2 separate regions of the Mus musculus genome follow, and region 1 is linked to region 2. A link is a loop called in an ENCODE intact Hi-C map of the cell type or tissue named here. Cell type or tissue: heart. All regions are shown on one strand.

Region 1 (8,000 bases), 110 kb after region 2:
CTTAAGGGAAACAGAATAGGAAAGTAATGGCAGAGTAAGGATAGTTTTAGACTGACCTACCTCATAGGCAGTTTTCACTTCTGTAGAACGAGCAGCTTTCCTCTGTCTCCTGAACATTATGCTTTCAGGTTTCATGTCTTAGCTGATGAATTTTTCCTACCACAGAGCAATGTTTCCTCACCTCATCCCATGATTCTACACCCTTCAAACCTCCAGGGTCAGCAAGAGTTACTTTCTCAGTGAAGCCCTTCTATTCATACCCTGGTGTTGAAAGGAGGATTCACTTTTCCTTTCCCATAACCTCTCAGGACATTGCTTTTGTGTCATTTCCAGCCTTAACCTCCCCACTGAGCTTGCATGTGAGCTCCTTGGGGGTGTGAATTCTCACACATAGTGCTTACACCTAGCTAGTATGCAGCACACCTAGCCACCGCTGTGAGATGAAGGTGATCTCAGCTCTCACAAAGCCATATTCTGAACAGAGCATTTGCATAGCCTGCTTCTCCATTGTCCATGCAGTCCTGGGACCAGGAGGGACTGTCATTGCCCCATTTCCTAACTGAGAAATCCAGGCTCCGAGAGGACTCTTGTTGCCAAGCCTCACTGACAGAAAGGATTAATCAAAGGCAGAGGAGCTATGGTATCTGGTCCAGTGCTCTCCCAGCAGTCTGGCCTGTCATCTAGATAGACTCTGCTGTCAGGAGGTCGTAAGGAGAGTGAAGAGCAGGTCAGTGTGGAGTCGACGTCTGCTCAGTCCTGGGAGTTTCATGGTTCCTTCCCTCTCTGTGTGTTTTGTCATATGTGGGCTTTCCTAGTTCTTCTTCCCCTCCGGCCCCCATCCCTCCTCAAGGCGAGAAGGAAATGAAAGCTGGGTCTGTGACTAGCTGTGTAGAATACATTTGACCAGTGTCTGGACAAAGATTAAAGAGGAACCAATGTAAAGTCCAAGGCTGCCTGTAGTTCACGTACTACTTCAGGGAGGAGTGCCTGTTTGTTTTCTCCTTTTGTTCTCTTCAAATTTCCTGTGTGCCAGAAGTAAACTCATAACGGAAGAAAGAAGAATCTTTTAAGAAGCTAGTGCTGGATTTCCACCACAGCTGGAGCAGGCTTTAGAAGCAGATGTGTTGAGCAGAGGACACTTGGCTGTTACGTCTTTTCCTTCCTTCTTTCTCTCTCTCTCTCTCCTCCTTTAAAAAAACTGACAAGTTATTTTTATGATCGCTCTTACAATTTCACACACTTGATAAACATTCTAATGCACTACAAAATTTATAAGAAGGATCAAGTCTAATTTTTCACTATTGATCATGGGTTAGGCTTTTTCAGAATGGCTTCTGTTCCAAGAATGGCACAAGTTCTTGTATATGTATTTTAAAGATCAAAAAGCATAGTCTTGTACAATTTACATTTTAATCTAATAATTTTAGTGACCTTGTTTTTAATGGGCCTGGAGCATTTCTTCTTTTTAATTGGCTATGTGTGTTTTGGAGTATGTATATCATAATGTGACCAGCTGCTATGTATTTAAGTTGTTTCCAGACTTTTGTTCTGCAAGAAAATGCTGCAGCATTGACAGAACAGAACATCTGCTGAACAGCAGTGTCCTGCCCTACACATTTTGATACTGTTTCATCCACCCCTGAAAGGCTAATAAGTACCAACAGCTACACACTCTGTACCATGAAGGTTTCTTCATTCTTATACCCACACCATTACTGTCTGTTGCTGTCTTCACCCTAAAACCTGCTGTAATCAAAACCACCTTCCTTTTCTGACTTCTTTCTTTTGAAAAATGTATTAGGAGTCATGTGCTCACTGTTCAAACTCTTCATTCAAGGAAAAAACAAGTGACATACGACACTGATACTAGAAATTTATGGAATGATTTATGACTCATGCTTCTCAAAGCTGGTTGCTTAGTTAGGGGGTATTTTTCATTTAGTGGAAAAGCAATTTTTATCTCCAAAAGGTTGCTTTTTGTTGTTTTAAAAAACAAAATTCCCAGCCGTTCAATTTTACCAAATGGAGACTCAGGAGCTAGATGCTGTGATGAAAGCTGTAGCTCAGAGACAGAGAAAGCACCCAGCTGACCTTCCTACTCTACTGACTTTCCAGAAGGAAAAATCTTTCTCTTTCGCCAAGCTGTCTTAAACACCCTTCAACTCAAAGACCCTCCTTTCTGTTTACTTATGTTCACTCCCTATCAGCTGGTTGCTTGCTCCACCTCTTGACCTATGGTTTACTCACCTCAAGTACTTGTTTACAGTAAACAGAAAGCTCTAGGAGTAAAGGCTCAGCCATAGTTAGAAACAGATTCTTACAGTTCAGTCTCAGGGGTTCACAATGTGATCAAATATCCTGCAACAGCTTTTCTTTTTGTGAGTGCATTCCTATCTTAAGATTGACTTAGTGATATCTGAAATGTGGCTGAACAGAAATCTATCCCCTCCAAAAGAGCAAAGGACCCCAGAAGAGGTTACTCTCAAACTTAAGAAGAAAGGAGAAGAGTATAATATTTTTTTCTGAAAAGATGCATGCCTCATTTCTATCCATTCAGAAGTATTTCAAAGTAATTATAGACAGAAATTGGAGATAAGATACCAGATATCCAGAAGGAATGCTTAAATGGTATGAGCCAGTTCCTGTTAGAAGCCATGCAGCCAGATTATTTAGGTAGGGAAGAATAAATAATAAGACAAAATGCCATAATTTGATGAAAAGAAAAGGGATAAATAGTTGTGCAGATACTCACAGAAACAAAGCCGGGAAGGAAAATACATTGATATCAGTTTTTGGAGATGTAAATGTCTGGGCATTTTGCTTTTTTCTCTCTCTCAACTTTTGTATATTTGCCAAATATTTAAACATTTAAAAGATTTATATTTTGGTGTGTTTGTACCTGTGTCGTCTGTGTGGGAGTATGTACATGTGTGCAGATTCCTACAGAAATCAGAGGTATTGGCTCCTCCCAGAGTTGGAGTAACTAATGGTTGTGTGCTCCCCGATGTGAGTGCTAGGAACCAAACTCAGATCCTCTTTAAGAGTGTTATATAGTCTTAACCACTAAGCTATTTCTCTAGTTCCATAGAAACATATTTTTAAAAGAAAAGTAAAAACCAAAAACATTATGTTTAAAGAAAATATAAAGATTTCCTTCTAATTAAAAAAAAAAGCAACTCCCCCCCCCCAAAAAAAAGACTTTTCTCAGCTACCACCAGATAGAGTAAAATCAATGAGGTTGTGACCCAAGCTGAGCCCCACACTGACTCAGATTCAGGCCCCCTCCAGGCTTTCTTCTGCTTGGGGTCAATATCCAAGACATTTTTTTCTCTAATTTTTTGGTAACTTTTTCAGATCTAGTTACAAACATACAGAAGACACAGAGCCGTGGTGTTTATCTGTTTACCTTCAGTATATCTATCCATTTATCTATGTAATCGAATTTTCTTTTAGACAGGGTTTTGCTATGTAGGCCAGCCTTCCCTGGAGCTCACAATCGGGTCCTTTCTCCAAGTGCTGGGATTACAGTGCTACATCACCACACCAGTCCTCTATTCCACTTTAAAACTGTGAATTTGTGTGGCTCCCTCACTTCCAAAGCACAGCACAAGGCAGGCAGTTCGGTGCTTTGGAGATCTGCTGTACAAAGGGCAGGAAAGGAAGTTCAGGCAGTTTGTTGTGGGCTTGCTAATAACGAAGATGATTGATTGCTGTGCAAAAGAGAGGGAGAGAGGGAGGGGGAGAGAGAGAGGGGGAGAGGGAGGGAGGGAGGGAGGGAGGGAGGGAGGGAGGGAGGGAGAGAGAGAGAGAGAGAGAGAGAGAGAGAGAGAGAGAGAGAGAGAGAGAGAGAGAGAGAGAGAATCTTATTTTCCTTGTTACGTTGGACTTCTTTAAGTCCTAGTAACAATAAAGACAAATAGCAAAAGGAAAAATGTGTTCTTGTACACCTATCTATCCCTGTGAAACCATCACAGCCATGGGTCTCCCTCCTCCCACTCAGACTTTCCCCCTCACCTTTGCATCCTGACGGCCCTCATGTTCTCCTCCTCAGTCTCTTTCCAGGAAATCTCTGGTCTGCCTTTGCCACTGGAGGCTGGTCTGCATTATCTTGAATTTTATGTAAGTGAAAGCAAACAGTATATACTTTTAGATTTGTCTCCCTTACTCAGCATAAAATTCCTTTGAGACCAATCTGAGCTCCTGTGTGAGGTGGCCATTCATTTCTCCTGTTATGTAAATGTTCCAGCAACTTTTCCATCTATTACTAAATCTATAGTTTGGCTGTCACCAAAAAAGCTGGTGTGAAGAGTCATGTGCAAGTTGCTGTGGGACATATGGATGCATTTTTTCCTTAGGTAATTTCTTAGGAATAGGATAATTGGTTGTATGGTAAGCATATATTTGGGTTGGGAGACGTCTCAGTTGTTAAACTACCTGCTGTGGAAGCGTGAAGACTCATTTGTATCCACAGCACCATAGAAGCCAAGTACAGTAGTGATGTCTATAAGCCCAGCTCTGAAGGGGTATAGACTGGCTGATCTCTGAGTGAGAGGTTCTGCCATAACAAAACAAACCAACCAAACAAACAAACACGAAAAAAGCAAAAGCAAAGAAACAAGGTGGGTGCTAGAGAGATGACCCAGCAGTTAAAAGTATTGGTGGATGCTCTTCCAGAGGATCTGGGTTCAATTCCAAAGCCAGGGGATCTGATGCCCTCTCCTGGCCTTTTCTGGCATTATGCACGTATCTGGTGCAGTCCTATCAATAGGCAAACACAAATATGCATGAGAGAGAGAGAGAGAGAGAGAGAGAGAGAGAGAGGAGAGGAGAGGAGAGGAGAGGAGAGGAGAGGAGAGGAGAGGAGAGGAGAGGAGAGGAGAGGAGAGGAGAGGAGAGGAGAGGAGAGGAGAGGAGAGGAGAGAAGAGAAGAGAAGAGAAGAGAAGAGAAGAGAAGAGAAGAGAAGAGAAGAGAAGAGAAGAGGAGACTTTCTGTTGACTTTTGGCCTTCACACACACACACACACACACACACACACACACACACACACACACACACACGTTCCCAATCTGACAAACTGTTTTCTAGAATTGTTGTATCTCATTCTGTGTTATGAAGTCAGGCCGTGTGAAAAGCAAAGCCGCAGGAAAGGAGGCAGCAGAACACACTGGATTCGTGGAGCAGGTCTTCTAGTACCGAGATGTGTAGTGCTGACTGAGGGCTGGGGTGGAGGCACTGGCCAGGCACAGAGCCCTCTTCAAAGGAGTCCAACTCTGGGTTTCCCTCCCAGGCTGGGTGCCTACACACTCTTCTTAAGGGAGCTCTGACCTGGTATTGCTAGCTTATGCTTAGGCGATATAATAAAGTGGGGGTGGAGAGAGAAGGAGTCATTCTCAGACCTTAGAGAAGTTGAACCAAGAAGAAATGAACTATGGCAGAAGGATGGGCTGGAGACTACCTAAGAGGTTCATCATTCACAGATGCAAGTTGTGTGAAATACCTACGTTAAAAGAAATTAAGCATTAAACCCTGTCTATTACTGTAAAGAAGTAAGCAGTCACTCAGGAACTGTTGCTTTCATTCTATATTTTCAATAATATTCTGATATGCTGCTACAGTCCGAAAAGGAACATGCATTTTAATACTTTCTTGTGATTTTTTATCACAAACAAGTTTAATGTTGAATCTCCACCTTTGGTTTTTGGTTCCCAAAGTGCATCTGTAAATTTTTCTTCTTTCTGATTTTTACCCTTTCTTTCTAGAAGCTGATTGGCGTCCGATCCACCATGATGCCCACAGAACTCACAGTGAGTATAGTCATGACCTCAGGTGCCTCAGAACACTTACTCTCTCTCCCTGGGCCTCCCTGCATGGGGCTATGGGAAGGAGTCTGCTGTGGGGATGGAGTTTCCTTGTGGTGCTCCAGGCTAAGAGCTCTGTCAGGGGTGCCCATCACTGTACGGGATGTTTCTGGCTATATCTACTCTCTTTGTAAACAAAGTAAGCATTGGGAGGGGCATGCTGTAAATACAGAAAACTTAAAATTTAAATTTTATTAATAGCAGAGGAGTTTTGTGCTCTTTGACTATGATAGGCTTTGTCCCATATGTTTTCTGATGCTCTCACAAAGGAAAGAGAGAACCCACTTGTTTTGTTTAATAAACGCCGTGTGGTGGGGAAATACTTGCCTTTCTCTCATAAGCACTCAGCTCTTTCAAAAGCTGACAGTGGTATTTTCCTGAGAGCCTAAGAACGGAGCCAAGTTAAGCAGGTCAAAGAAATCATTGTCTGGATTCCTTTAAAACACACACACACAGACACACACACACACACACACACACAGACACACACACACACACACATACACACACATACATACACACATACACACACAGACACACAAATACACAGACACACACACACACAGACACACACACACACAGAGACACAGACACACACACACAGACACACACAGACACACACACAGACACACACACACAGACACACACACAGACACACACACACAGACACACACACACACAGAGACACACACATACACACACAGACACACACATACACACATACACACACACAGATACACACAGACACACACACAGACACACACATACACACATACAGACACACAGACACACACACACACACACAAACTGCAATTAAGCATAGGCTGAATTGATTCTAGAATCAAATCTAAGCACCTTATAATATTTGAAGGCTTTCATTTTGCTTCTGTAAAAGGGAAAATATGTTTTACGTGTAGATAATGGAAACTAAACCACCTCAGTGCAGCAAACAGATTTTCCTTCAGACCTTGTAGGTTTCTACGACCTACAGAATGTGGTGGCCAAATTAGGTTGTCAATAAAATTATTTATGTCACTCCAATATGTCCTTAGCATTGTCTGGGAATATTTATATGATTGTACATACTGTTAATCTGATCCTAGTAAGGCGAGGAGGCAACCTTGATTTTCTCTGCAGTAGAATTTGGCTCTTGGCCTCTGAGGCTGAGAGACCAATGCTGAGCAGCTTCTTCTGAGATGTCTCTCTCTTGGTTTCTCATTTGCCATTTCGGAAAATAGCTAAACATGAAAAGGCAGCCTAAATAAAAGGCGTGCCTCCCAACAGTGATGACCCTCCATGGTCAGAGAAGTCCTGATGGACCACTGAAGCCAGGTGCTGCATATGCTGCCAGCCCTGTTACTGACCAGGAAGCTGAAAATGGGAGAGGTGATGGAGGGTTCAAGGACTGAAGCAAATCAGAATACAAGTGAGGAATATTGTAGTCACCAAGCCATCTCTCCAGCAGGCAATGGGTCCTGTAATCCTAGCCTAATAAAAAGCCTGGCTCCCTATCCTCCTCTTCAGGCATGCTGAGATGTTTGTCATTCCTCTTTGTATTCCAGCCTCTTGCAGAAGGCATTCAGCTCTCTGTGTTTGTACAGGGACTCACCTTTCCTATCTTACTCAATTGCATGGGTCCTCCAGAACGCCCACTGGCTTGCTCCTCTCGCTTCTCACCAGAGACCAGAACACATCTTGAACTGACCCTTCTCTTATGCACTTTTCCTCATCCCTCCTTCCTTCTCTTGACCCCTTACTCATACTGCCATTAAAATCTGCACCTGTCCTGGGATAACTACATTTGTGAATGTGTGTGCCCTGGAGAAATGTCCTCCCCCTTGGCTTGTGTGGAGGGGTTTGCTATTTGCTTTCAAGCCTTGGGATAATTTAAGAGTCTATTAAAGTTATTTTGAAAATACTTAAACAAACAAACAAACAAACAGAAAAGTAAGAAAACTACCCCCAAACCCTGAACAACAAAACTCCACAAAAGCAGTTTCATTTCACCTCTATGTGAACTGCTAGTTATCTTTGCTCATCTTCATAGTTTAACTGACATCCCTCCAAAATGTTATCTTCCCACCTGTAAGTCTTCTACCATTCTGGTTCTGGGTCTAGGTGATCTATAGTCTAATTCTATC
Region 2 (8,000 bases):
GAGAGAGAGAGGAAGAGAGAGAGAAAAAGAGAGAAAGAAAGAGAGGGATGAGATAAAGATAGGACAGGGGGATGAGTTGGTGACAGGACAGAAGGATGAGGTGGGGACAGGACAGGGGGATGAGCTAGTGACAGGAAAGAGGGAGGAGGTGGGGCAGGACAGGAGGATGTAACCATTTCAGACTTACTGGAATGGTGACGCCATCCCCATAAGTCCTTGCCACAGATTCTCTCCCGAGTCTGTCATGAGGTGGTTTGTAATGTTTTCAGGACACTTCCTGTAGATATTCCAGTGAAAGCTGTGGAGCTGCTCTGGAGAACTGTGCACATACAGGTTCTGATGTCCCTACTTGGTTCCAGCTTGGTTCCCCCGGTCCCCCTCACTGAGAGGGCTCCTATGGGCTGGTGTTCTTATCCTCAACCAACTCCCCACCTGGCCCTGAATATTCTGCCCTTTTTTATTCTGCTCTGGATAGAGCTTACCTGGAAGGAGTGGAAGAGGTACCAGAAGCCCCAGGCATTGATGACATTGTAGTACATGGAGAGGAAGAAGGAGACCACAACACTGGCAACACCTGTGAGCAAGCAAAGGGCCAAGCTGAAGATCAGATGTCTGTGACTTAGCCAGTGGCACCTGAATGACAGAACTCTGGTGACATCCCCAGAGAGGATCACTTTTTCTTAAGGTTTCATTAGACCTGACATTACATCTATGACCTCTTCTGAGGTTATTCCCCCTAATCTTTGATCATCTGAAATGAGAAACTAATGACAGTTTTATATATATATATATATATATGTAAGTGTCAGGTCCTGGGCTCAGTACTTTCTATGCCTTTAGTACTCACAACAATATTGTCCTGGTTTCAAAGAGTAAACTGAAGCTCAGAGCTTTTCAAAAGCTACCTAATAGAGCTATGGAGAAGTGCCAACCATATGCCTAATGCGATACTTGTTCCTTTTGGAGGTTGAGTCACTGCACCCAACCCATCCATGTAGCAAGAGTGTGAGATGTGGATGGGACAACCACTGCCCTCCAACCTGATCTGACCTATGAGGGATCCACAGAGGCGTTGTGAACAAAGGGAGAGTTTGCTATCAGGTTACTGTATAGTGGGCTCACACTGGCCCTCAGGAGTATCATCCCCAGTCTTTGCCATCCCACATATAACCTGGACGGAGCTGTTGACCTTGGGTTTGCTGGTCTATACTAGGACCAAAGTCATTACATAGCAGCTCTCTCTACCCCATTGGGAGTTCTGGCCAGGAAGTGGGGGCCTAGTATCCAAGAGGCCAGGCAGCCTTCATTGTTTTTCAAATGTGCAGCATACTGTGCTACCTCAGCATACTCTGTGGTGGCCTTCATAGCTTTTCACAGAGAGGAGGCACTTTGAAAGTGACTCCTAATGCCCCTGACATATTTCTTCTAAAGCTGCACTAGGTCACATCAAATTGATCCCTCTGCATTCCTGAACTATTAGCTTTCCTGCCTGCTCCCCTTTCTGGGGCACAAAGGTTCACAGAACATCTAAGGCCACTGATGGCCCTGGGTCCTGGACTTTTACAAAGTAGGAGAGCCACATCCTGGAGGTGCTGGGGGACAGTGACTGAAGGTCATTCTGGAAGGGTGCACACCCCGTATGCATAGGTTCCTTGGCTTCTGGCCACAGGCACCATTTATGGTGCCTCACAGCTCCTACATGGTGTGGTGAAGATGAAATGAGCTCACACACTGCCGTGTCAGTACCACACATTAAGCAAAGAACAGTTGTTTACATTCCCAGATGGTAGATGGCTGGGATTGAATAAATGTTTCTGTGTCAGGAATTTATGTCCAACCATTCACAGAATCTCAAGGTCAGAGAGGAGATGCCCTGAGATGGGAGTTTCCCAAGGGGCTGTATTTGGGAGTCAGAATCCAGGTCCCTCTCTGTCTAAGTTCCATGGCAGCCCCCCCCCCGTCCCCCGCCGCCCCTGCCAAGCTGTCAGTCCAGCCAGTCACAGGTCCTGCTCATGCACAGCAACCTGCACACCTGTGATGCCCAGGAACATGAATCTGTCAGGACCTGAAAAAATAACCCACATACCGACACCACTGAGGTAGGGGCTGATGGTCCTCCAGGCACCAATGCTGCCCTGCCGCATGCGCTGTCCCACGGCCAGCTCCAGGTACAGGAGTGGCATCCCCTCCACAATGAGCATGATGATGTAGGGGACCAGGAAACTCCCTGTGGACAGGAGCATCCAGGTCAGTGTGGACAGATGGGCTTTACCCGGCCCCACCTCTGTGCAACTGTGCTTCTATCACCTGACTTTCCCCATGCAGACCTCCCTCTACCCCATCCATCTCCCCTCAGAGATTTCCACTGAACCTCCATTCCTCTGCCCAAGTATTTTCCTTCTTCCTCACACCCATTCCTCTATGATTCCTCTCACCATATATCAGTCCACCATCTGTCTGACCATTGATGCATTTATCCAACCAACCAACCAACCAACCAACCAACCATCCATCCATCCATCCATCCATCTTCTTCTTTTCTTCCTTCTCTCCCTTGATCTGTCTACACATAAATCTATCTACCCATTTTAGTAAAGGCTATGTTCCCACAAGCTGTATGGAGTAATAGTACAAGTCTCAGAGGTTATAAACTAATCTCACTTTTTCCCCAGGATGTCAAACAGTGACCACAGCAGGCCTAGTGCATCCTAGGACTCATTTGACTACTGTTTTGTGTCAGGTGGAAATCCAAGGCTTGGTGTCAAGTGGGAATGGGGACTTTTTTCATACTGCCCAGCAGTCATTTCTATCACTCTCCCAACCCCCAATAACACATTTCAGGCAAATGAGCTCTGTAATTCTCTTGACAAAGACATTAAACCAATTGAAAATTCAGGTAAATTAAGTGAAATCCACATTACAAATTTTATATAAAAATATAAAAATGTATCATAGACCTGTATTTACTATCTAGAGCTTAAAATTTAAAGACTAGGAGAAATATTTAAAACTTCAGGTTAGGCAAAGATGTTTTAAATGCAAAAGCAGCCACACCATGTTTGGAAGGCAATGCTGGTAAATTGAACTACATTACATTTCCCCCCCCTTGAACAACACTTAAAAGAACAAAAGACCAACTTCAGACTTGGAGAAAGTATGTATAAAACACACACCTGAGACAGTGTGATAGAGGAGCCCCAAACTGACAGACATTCTGCCAAACAACACACCGTAGTGTACTCAGTTGCATCTCAGAAGACATGAGATTGGGTCTTTCATAAAGAATGGAAAGGCACTGGCTCTTATGGTGCTTCTACAAGAAGCACCATACATAGCAAGGCACAAGGCTGGCTTTGAGCGGATACTTTCTTAGTGAAGGCAAGCACGGCAGGGGGCGATAGTGAGATGTGAACTCAATTCTTACAACAAACTTCACTTTTGTGATTACAATCTATGCTGCAGACCAGAACCCTAGTAACCTAATCACCTTGGAATATCCTAATAACCTAATCACTTTGAAATATCCTACTTCTGAATACTACTGAGTGGGGATCAGATTTCTAACACACGAACAGAATAGTATCTGCAAATGGCAAATGGCCTCATCAGGAGATATTAAAAACTAGAACTCACCAGGCAAGTGCACATTTATATAACGAGATAAGAGAAATGTGCTGCATATTAATATAAAATATATTGCAATTGGTTTGAAATAAGTCTCCTGACTAACCCTCTTCTAAATGAACTACTCCCATGCCTCTATGATTTAGAAATTCTGATATACAAGGAGACTTTGGCATCAGAGGGAAAGAACCTGCAAGAAGCATACTTGGTAAATTAAATATGGTCACTATTCTTCAATGCTCCTACAAAGAGGGGAGTTTTTTCTCCCAACCGTCTGATTCTAGGCTGGCCTTGGAAAGTGCTTTGTACAATGGAGTGTGTGTGTGTGTGTGTGTGTGTGTGTGTGTGTGTGTGTGTTTAAGCCACTTGTGTTCCAAGGCCTTGCAGTTTTTCATTCTCATGGCCAGTGGGCAACATGTATGGGAGTCCTTGCAGGATCAGAGACTACATGCTGGAGAACTGTGGGTCTCTACCTCAAGTGCTAAATGTGTAGGGCTTGTAGCCACATGATCAGGGCCAGACAAAGTAGAGCAACTATTTCAGTCCCACACTGTATGAAGTGACTATTGTTGTCATAAGTCACTACCATGTCCGCTTTGTTTCTCAGTACTTCCACTTGGGTTCCATAAAAGCAAAGTTCTCTGACTCCCAATGCAATTAACAAAACCAGGACATTTACTATACAGACTTCCTAAAATGCCACCAGTTCCCAAGAGTAGGACCCAGCATGCAGTCAGATAGATCTTCAGATCTGGTCTTAAGGTCTCCTAGTTTGTTTGTTTGTTTGTTTTTGATGAATTTGATTCTTCAGAAGTTTACCAGAGAGCTGTTTTGTGGAATGTGTCTCTTATGAAGTTCTGGCAGAAACACTGACCTGACCTGGTGCTCTCCTTCAGAGGTACAAGCCGTCCATTTCTTCCTTCTTGGCAATGCTGACTTTACACACGGCTTATGTGGTGGCTGCTAGGTTTCTCTGCTGAACTGAACCCTTCTATTTGAAACAATAAAGTACTTTGGAGGACATGCTTTTTGTTTGCTTTTGTTTTAGAGCATGGTTTCATTTCATAGCTTAGGCTGGCATGGTCCTGCCTCAGCCTCCCAAACACTGCATTATAGGCATTGAACGTGACTTGGAGGACTTTGAGACCAGTTAGCTAGTACATTCTTGTTCTTTTGTGTAGTCATTTTACACGAGCCAAGGATTCTTACCTAAAACTGTGACTAGTGCATTAGTTATATTTTATAAATCCTCTGCCTGTCCTATATTCTATCATTTTCAAGTGATTTGTCATGTACAACAGACAACTGGAGCACATATGAGCAGTTTTGGTCAACATCCCTGCCACCTGTACTTCTGTGTTAGCTTGGGTGAGTGGAACGCTTAGTAACAGGGCAGCTGGGAGGAAGGGATGTGATTCTTATTCCTTGCCTCCCTGAGACCTGTCAATATACCTCTACCAGGGTTGTATTATGCAGCACTACATCTCCACACTGGTCTTTTGGCTCCCAGCTTACAAGTGTCCCCTGGTTTTGTCGGAGAGTATTGTACTTTATCCCTCAATCTCTTACCTGGTCAAACCCTCTTTTCTTGGTCCTTACACTTGAAATGCAATTTGTGCTTCCTCCTTGGTCTCTGAGGACTTCTTTCCCTCTGTGGTCACTGCTCCCTAGCTCGGAGCCCTGAGCCAGGCTCTAGATCACCACTGTCCTTAGCTCTTAACAAAGGGTCTATCAAGGAGTAGTCCTCAACAGATTGTTGGTGATAATGGCCCTACACTAATGGCTCTATTTAGAGGGGTGCATAATAAAGATATTACTGGAGGATAATGGTGGAAATGTCTTGCAAGTTACTCATATTGCTAGTAACAGAGCACCTAAAAAATTCACATAGTGGCCAGCAAGATGGCTTAGTAGGTGAACGTGCTTGCAACCAAGCCTGCAACCAAGCCTGATGGTCTGAACGTGCAACCAAGCATGATGGTCTGAACGTGCAACCAAGCATGATGGTCTGAGTTTGAGTCCTTGGACACACATGGTGGAAAGAGAGAACCGAGTCTCAAAAGGTACTCTCTGATCTCTAAACAAACAAAGTAAACAGCCTAAAAATTCACACAGAACTATTTTAACCTCCTTTGACTTTACTTGTGTGCCCCCCTGGATCAGTTACAGAAAGTCTATCCATAAGGATAGGCAGTCTGAGGGACTCTTTGAACTTATGATAAGACACTGTATGTAGATCAACACAAAAGACCAGCATGTTAGAACAAACGTCGCCCTCTGAAATGGACTTGCTGTGAGGAAGAGAAGAAAACAGACAGGATTTATGTTTATTGGGTATCATCATGCAATGATGAAGAACAGTGTAGAAGAAAGCAGGTTTCATAAAGATTAAAAAAGGAGCCAGCCTTCAACTCCAGCACTCAGGAAGTAGAGGCTGATGGATCTCTGTGAGTTCAAGGCCAGCTTGGTCTACAGAGTGAGCTCCAGGATAGCCAGGGCTACACAGAAAAACTCTGTCTCAAAAAACCAAATGAGATAAAATAGAGATATAAAAGTATGGTGGTTGAATTTAAAGCCCAGAGGGAACAAAAAGAAAAGCACAGTGGAAATGATTAAGAAACTCTCAGAAAAAGAATCAAGAGGTGGATATCATAAGAACAGACAAGGCCTGGCCAACAAGCTTGAGCCCTTACTCTCTCTAGAACGGAGGGAAAGAGAACCCTATAGACATAACAGCTGGGACATGTAGTGTGATTGAGATTACAGAATATAACATACATTTCTGATATTTTAAGTGCCTAGGATACCTAAGAATTAATAAAATTAGCTGCAGAGTTCTCCTTCACAGAGTTAAACATCTGAAAACAACAGAAAAAAAAATTTTGAGCAAAAGAGATTACAACGCATTTATGGTTCTAAAAGGAAAGATAATCTCAGACTTCATATTTTCTATTCCTGAAAAAAAAAAAAATCACTTGTTGATGCAGCATGGAATCCAAGAAAGAACTCAATTGTGGATTGTGTTCTAAAATCAGTAATCAGTAATAAATAAATAAGCAAAACAATGAAGTTTAAAAACAATACAGTTAGCCAGGCAGGAGTGGCAAATGCAAATTATCCCAGCAGAGGCAGGAGGATCTCTGTGAATTCAAGGCCAGCCTGGTCTACAGAGTGAGTCCCAGGACAGCTAGGGCTACACAGAGAAACAAAAATCTCGAAAAACCAAAAGTAAATAAATGATGAAATAATAATAATAATAATAATAATAATAATAATGATAATAAGGTTGATTTAATTGGAAAAATAATATAAAAGAAAAGGAACTCATGAATAGGGAGACACGATTTTTTTATTAGATATTTTCTTCATATACATATCAAATGCTATCCCAAAAGTCCCCTATACCCTCTCCCTGCCCTGCTCCCCAACCCACACACTCCTGCCTCCTGGCCCTGGCCTTCCCCTGTACTGGGGCATATGATCTTCGCATGACCCAGGGCCTTTCCTCCCATTGATGGCCAACCAGGCCATCCTCTGCTACATGTGCAACTAGAGACACAGTTCTGGAGTGGGGGTGGGGGTACTGGTTAGTTCATATTGTTGAAATTTATTTATTTATATGAGTGCACTGTAGTTATCTTCATGCCCACCAGAAGAGGGCATCGGATCCCATTACAGATGGTTGTGAGCCATCATGGAGTTGCTGGGAATTGAACTCAGGACCTCTGGAAGAGCAGTCAGTGTTCTTAACCACTGAGCCTCCTCTCCAGCCCCAGAAACATGATATTAACAGTAAAATCATCATTACATATATGAAGTCCCAGATTATATTTTTAAAATGTGCTAAGTAATGAGGTAAGGAAAAGAGCAAGAAGCTCTTTTGTGGTTTGAATGTGTCCCTCAAGTGCCACTCTTTGGAAACTCAAGTCTTTAATTCGTATGATAATGATATGTGGGCGTGGGACTATGAGAGATGATTGGATCATTGGGCTCTGCAGTAATGAATTAATGGACTATAGAGGGAGTGGCTTTGAAATAAAAGCAGGTTTTTCTAGGCAGAGTTGCTCTGTTTAAACATGTAGGGTTGTCATGTTATGATACAGCATTGTGCCTCCCCAGATGCTGAGCAGACTGCACTACGCTGGCTAAGCAGGTTCATCGTCATTGTTAACTTGACTAGATTTAGAATCATTGTAGGAACACACCTCTGCAGGTGTCAACGAGGATGCTTCCGGAAAAGATACAAAAAATTGAGAAGCGAATATCTACATTACATATGGGCTAGTGTTCCGGACTGAATAAAAAGGAGAATGAGGGGCTGAGGAGATCATTCAGTCAGCGAAGCACTTGTCCTATAAATGTGAAGATCTGAGTTT

Evidence for each region. Peaks named below come from ENCODE experiments on the same cell type or tissue, not always from the same donor. Only the 100,000 strongest peaks of a DNase experiment are listed, where the experiment ranks them.
Region 1: a loop joins it to region 2, with 1.9 times the contacts of the local background. A loop is called at or near these places in 5 of 42 quality-filtered maps.

Annotation. Positions count from the first base shown.
Region 1 is chr9:123,768,792-123,776,791 of GRCm38, forward strand. It overlaps Ccr9 (chemokine (C-C motif) receptor 9), which reads left to right. Exons shown (of 3, transcript NM_009913.6): 2 at 5,761-5,805. The coding sequence starts at 5,785. Gm17021 (a long non-coding RNA gene) reads right to left here and starts at 4,616. Exons shown (of 2, transcript XR_380030.3): 1 at 4,015-4,616; 2 at 1-1,187. In heart, a CTCF peak has its summit at 4,700 (motif pointing left); a DNase peak (open chromatin) is centred at 850.
Region 2 is chr9:123,662,467-123,670,466 of GRCm38, forward strand. Slc6a20a (solute carrier family 6 (neurotransmitter transporter), member 20A) reads right to left here. Exons shown (of 11, transcript NM_139142.2): 2 at 2,087-2,227; 3 at 483-574. Among named protein-coding and RNA genes, the nearest start is that of Slc6a20a, 12 kb to the right of the region's middle. In heart, a CTCF peak has its summit at 3,395; no DNase peak of the experiment used is centred here; H3K27me3 peaks cover 462 bases.